Regions from separate parts of the Homo sapiens genome. Here region 1 is linked to region 2. A link is a contact called in ENCODE Hi-C or POLR2A ChIA-PET data. All regions are on one chromosome and are shown on one strand. The core of a region is the stretch at or near the end of the contact, and the rest is flanking DNA. Distances in the headings are between cores, read along the strand shown.

Region 1 (2,700 bases), core at 13-2,512, 39 kb after region 2:
CCTCTGAGTGCTGACCATATCCATGGCCCCATCATTAATGTCACTGTACTCTGTAACACGTGTCCTGACCACACAGGCCTGGAGCAGGCATGGGCACCTGACAAAAGGACAGCTGGAGCCCCTCTACTGAGAATTCTGAACTTGAGATGCGCCAAAGGAGTGGTCTTTGTCCCTGCCACCTGAGTGCGCCTGCACAGTGTAGATAAATGAATGGCATGCGTAAGAGCTTGACCTTTCTTTGCTACTGGGAACTTGGTATTGTGAACACACTAGCTAATGATAATGCAGAGGCTGTGGTAAGCAGCCCCAACAGAAACACGGACAGAGGCCAGTCAGGCAGCACCTACAGTGAATTTTTTGTCTGCTTTATAGCCAGCATGTGTGTTACAAAGCAGTTATTCTTCATGGTTAGGAAAAAAACTAATGAAAAACATTTTCTGAGCCTTGATTAAAACAAGCTTTGTTATATATCAGGTGTAAGTCCTTCCTAATAAAATAGGAAAAACCCTGCTAATAGACATCAGTTTAACAGAATGTGGTTGTAAAATGACTGGCTCTGTCCTTACTGTTCCTGTATTGCTTTGAACAACTGCTGTAAAACATGCATATTTTGAAACATTTACAGCTGGTTAGCAGTCTAAATGGAAGGAGGGAATATTCCATTTCCAACAGCAAACAAGCAAACAAAACAAAAACTATAAAATTATTATGAAATGCTTTAAAATAAAGATAAGTAACCTATAGGATAAAAATGATGAAAACTGAAAACACGGAAATGGAAAGATTCATCTTATTTCTGGATGGAAAACAAAAAATTCAGACTGTGTTTGGGATTACTTGTTGTTGGTAGGTCACCATCAAAACCTTGTAATAAACAATTAAGTTATAAGGAGCACAATACAAAATAGCATTTGTTTAGTAAATAACAATCATGTAAACACTATATCAGCAGAGAGACAAAAACTGTAAAGGAATTTGAGAAATATCCTAATTAATTTAGTTAATTCCCTCCCTAATTTTTAGAACTGCTCTTTGTATCATAAAGCTCATTCCTTAAACAGGAAAATCTCAAGTATCTTAGCAATTTCTTTAATGACAATGCCTATACCTAAGGTACCCCTTTTCCGTATCCTGCTGTGCAATTTCAAACAGTGGCCCTTGATCTCTTCCAGCAATGTTCTGGCTAGGGCTTACTCGTAAGGACTCTGACACCATCAGGTGAGGACAGTGTGCTGGCTTTATGCCCTCTCCTGGGCTTCCTCTTAGAGGTAAGAACCAGACTCCAACAGTCAACCAGCAATGAGCACATGTGGGAGGGCTGAGCACAGACTTAGGACAAAAATTATACATGCTTCCCAATAAAACCAAACTTTGCCATGAGGTTTCTCCATGTTTAATCAAACCTATGGATCAGAAATTTTTCCATGGTCCCATAAAATTCCCTGTGGGTGTTTCCTGTGAGTGGATTTCCCATGTGGTTCTTTTTAACTTACGGTTGATGAAGAGTAAGAAGATGCACTTCTTCACTGAGTAGTTTGCATTGGATATGTAACCATTCATTTTGAAGGCTAGGGTTTTATCCTCACATCCAATTTCTATCAGTTCTCTATTAGAAAAGAGATTCTGAAGCTTTTGAAAATACTCAAAACTCAAACATTACAAAAGAATCAGAATTTAAAAACACAAGGTTCCTTCCCATAAACTAACTTTGTGAAATGAGGGCCCCGAAGACTTGGTCCATTTGAGGTCCTCCTGTGCCTGTCCATTCATCCATCCATTTGTCTGTTCACCCATTCACCCACCCATCCTCCCATCCATCCATCCACCCACCCACCCACCCACCCACTCACCCACCTACCCTACTCAGTCAGTGTTTTCAAGCACTTGTGCTATGTGCCAGGTACTGCTCTAATTGCTGGAACAGAACAATGAATCCAAGCTCTGAGACCTTATTTTGCTCAAACTTGAATGTATCTTAGTAACTAAATCCCAAAGATGAGATTCCAAGAACTTATCTCTGCTGAATTACTTGCTATACTGAACAGCACCACAACGTGGTTCTACAATGTGTGTTGTTCCCAGGAGTGTTTACTGGGGAGGGAAGGTTAATAGGCGAATAAGAGGTCCTCAGACAAGCCACACTTATTTCTGTCTGGAGACCTTCCCAAGAACTAGTCCCTCTGTCTGGAAAGCTCTACTCCTAACCTATTGGTACCTAGTTAATTCCTATTTATCCTTCATATTTCAAAAAATATTTCTTCAAAGAACCTTCTCTAATGATCCCTTTCTCTGACCCTACAGAGTTTTCCATCATGTCCTTTATTTTTCCAGTGAGGCATCTAGCACAATCTGCTAATGAATGGCGTAATTATTTCATGTGTCTTTCCAACTGCAAAGTCAGCTGAGAGCAGGCATCATTTCTTCTTTGTTCACTACTATAACCCTACCATATAGCACAATACCCAGGAAATAGCAGACACTCAATAAGTTTGCCGAATGGCTGGTGGAAGCTTTTTATGCAGTAATGTGTGGAATGAGTGTCTTCAACGGAGGGTACGGCTTGTGGCACTGCCCATACACACTGAACCAGCAAACTCTTTTTTCCCAAAATGCCTCATGAGGCTAGTGTTCTGGAAGCCTGCTTTGGGAAATGCTGCTATAGAGGATTTCTAATCTTGTACAGTCCCTAAGATTTCACAA
Region 2 (2,700 bases), core at 1-2,500:
GCACTTAAACAATATGGTCATAATAAAACTTAGCATGGGAAATTGGCCCTAAAATGACTCTACAGCTGTAATCCTCTCTGGGGACATTACTTGATTTATAAATAGCAACTGAGTTCTGAGAGGACTTATGAGTCACCCTTAGGGGACTTGTTAGTAGATTACTTGGCATTTATAATGACATTGTATTTCCATCCTGGCTACCAAAAAGTGGTGACTTCTAGTGCCCAGTACTAGAGGCCTATGTTCTCATACTTACAGATTAGCCGGCTTGAGGGACAGGTTCTGAGATATAAAACTGCTGCTGAGAATGCTGAGAAAGTTGAAGATGAATTGAAAGCAGAAAAACGGAAGCTACAACGAGAGGTACTTCTTTTAATATGTTTCTTGGAGAATACATTCCTAAAAAGAAAAAATCTTCTGGAAATAATTCTTAGCTGTGTAAGAAATTTGATACTTAAGGAAACAGCAGTGGAGTCACTTAACTAATTTGTGTTGGTTTTTGACCTGCATAGTGACTGCCATTTACTTTTATGTTTTGGTCAATTAGATACTAAGTAAAAAGATAGTTTGTATTTTTGCTTCAGATCAGGTCTATTTCTCCAACTTCTATATATCCTTTCTGTGATTAAAACAAATAAACAATCCTCAGTATCATCATTTAACACCTCTAACTGATAGAAAAAATGAGGTTGTGGGTCCTGTGCAAGGCCATCACAGTTAGCAGTGCTTTCATTTCCCAGGAAGTTGAAAATAGAGTAGCACTGGATGTTGTTTCTGACCACATGTAGTGACTGCATTCTCCCTGTCTCCAGTTACGAACAGCACTGGACAAGATTGAGGAGATGGAGATGACCAACAGCCACCTGGCCAAGCGGCTGGAGAAGATGAAGGCCAATAGGACAGCACTTCTGGCCCAGCAGTAGGAAAACCACCCTTCAACCTGGGTGATGCTCCTTGGGGCCCTACCTAGAGGGACTGACTTTTGTCCATTGACACAAACCCCTTTTAGTACTGTTTTGAGTTTTGTCATTAAAACAGCCACCTTTGTATTTTATAATTTATGACAGAATGAAGTCATTTTGAATCTACATGAATGAACACTTTGGATTTTGTTGTAGTTTGATTCTAGGGTAGAACCAGTCCATGCTGTTTTTATTTTTTATCTCCGTAATTGTAGAATCATGTTTACTCAACGTTTTTCCCCAGCTGCCTCAGTAACTGGGCACTCGGAGGCCTTGGCACGGGTTCTGGAGGACAGACAGCAATTCTATGAGTGCTCACTGAGATACTTGCTGGAGACCTCAGAAAACACAAGTGCCTTCTCCACGGTGCAATTCAGACTTCAGTGATCTCCAGTGGTCAAAAGACATTTACCCTTAATATCAGACAACATTTATATTTTAGTGAAGAAACAAGTTCTCGGGTGGGGAATCTATGTTTCACTCAGATTTATATGTTTGGAGGAAAAAAGCCTTTTTTTGTAAAATATTTAAATTTATATAAGAAAATGTTAGAAAAAAATATGGGGAGTGTATATAAAACTTGCTTTATTGCATGGGGCAGGGGAAGTCCAGGCCTAATACTCCTAAAGTAAGAGTTGGGTCCTTTTTTTCTTCAATACAACTGTGCTGTACCTTGTAAAGTATTTTATCTGCTGCTTATTTGTGGAATGAAACCTCAAACAAACCCAAAGGGGGAGGGTAGGGCAGGGCAGGCAGATTGGAAATCTGCCTGCAGATTCTATTAAATACACCCTTTTGCCAACCACAATTGGCTACTGACATGTTCATTTTGTTATAGGAGACTTTAAAACAAATCATGGCAACCACATCCCTCTTCTTTTGTCTCCTTCTCAAGGAAAAACAATCTGGAATGTAGAACTTTTAAAGACTTGAGTTTCACCTTTAGAGGTACCCTGTCCAAGAGGTTTTTTTAAAATCATGGAGTGCAACTACTTTGCAGAATTTATGATTCTCTTTTGCTCTTAGTACCCAGGTGGTTTTATAGAAATGATTATTGTATCTTTAAAGTGCTTACACAGAAAATATATTGGGGGAAAATCTAGTGACTAAAGGCACATAAGATAATAAAACTAGACTTTAAAAAGGTAACTCAAAAGTGAATAAAATCTCTAATATTTGTTCCTTTTTTAATTAGCCCTTCATTTAAAAAATATGGATACCAATCTTCTGAATTGAGATGATTTTCTATACATTTTCTTTCTTTTTTTTTTGAGACAGAGTTTCGCTCAGTCACCCAGGCTGGAGTGCAGTGGCACGATCTCGGCTCACTGCAACCTCTGCCTCCCAGGTTCAGGTGATTCTTCTGCCTCAGCCTCCCGAGGAGCTGGGACTACAGGTGTGCACCACCACACCCGACTGATTTTTGTATTTTTAGTAGAGATGGGGTTTCACCATGTTGGCCAGGCTGGTCTTGAACTCCTGACTTCAAGTGATCTGCCCACCTCAACCTCCCAAAGTGCTGGGATTAGAGGTGTGGGCCACTGTGCCTGGCCTCTTTTTTTTTTTTGAGAGACAGTCTCGTGCTGTCACCCATGCTGGGGTGCAGTGGTATGATCTTGGCTCACTGCAACCTCTGCCTTCCGGGTTCAAGCTTGATTCTCCTGCCTCAGCCCCCCAAGTAGGTGGGATTACAGGTGTCTGCCACCACACCCTGCTAATTTTTGTATTTTTAGTAGAG

What was found. A loop is a pair of places that touch in the nucleus more often than their neighbours do. ChIA-PET counts read pairs that join two places held with the same protein, here RNA polymerase II (POLR2A). Pooled maps may share reads with other maps.
Region 1: a loop to region 2 is called in a map of cardiac septum, with 2.7 times the contacts of the local background. The contact joins two enhancer-like sites. A Hi-C loop is called at or near these places in 6 of 168 maps with a recorded cell type or tissue (Right ventricle myocardium inferior, cardiac septum, heart left ventricle and 1 more) and 7 of 50 pooled maps. POLR2A ChIA-PET finds 5 or more read pairs at or near these places in 6 of 52 experiments (GM10248, H1, MCF 10A and 3 more).

What each region holds. Positions count from the first base shown.
Region 1 is chr3:37,013,338-37,016,037 of GRCh38, reverse strand. It overlaps MLH1 (mutL homolog 1), which reads right to left. Exons shown (of 19, transcript NM_000249.4): 9 at 1,494-1,606. Among named protein-coding and RNA genes, the nearest start is that of MLH1, 21 kb to the right of the region's middle. Within about 2 kb of position 1,262, at least 3 of the 41 ENCODE cell types and tissues checked have a DNase peak (open chromatin) inside an H3K27ac peak, as active enhancers do.
Region 2 is chr3:37,052,074-37,054,773 of GRCh38, reverse strand. It overlaps LRRFIP2 (LRR binding FLII interacting protein 2), which reads left to right. Exons shown (of 28, transcript NM_006309.4): 27 at 259-363; 28 at 813-2,148. The coding sequence ends at 923. Among named protein-coding and RNA genes, the nearest start is that of MLH1, 60 kb to the right of the region's middle. Within about 2 kb of position 1,250, at least 8 of the 41 ENCODE cell types and tissues checked have a DNase peak (open chromatin) inside an H3K27ac peak, as active enhancers do.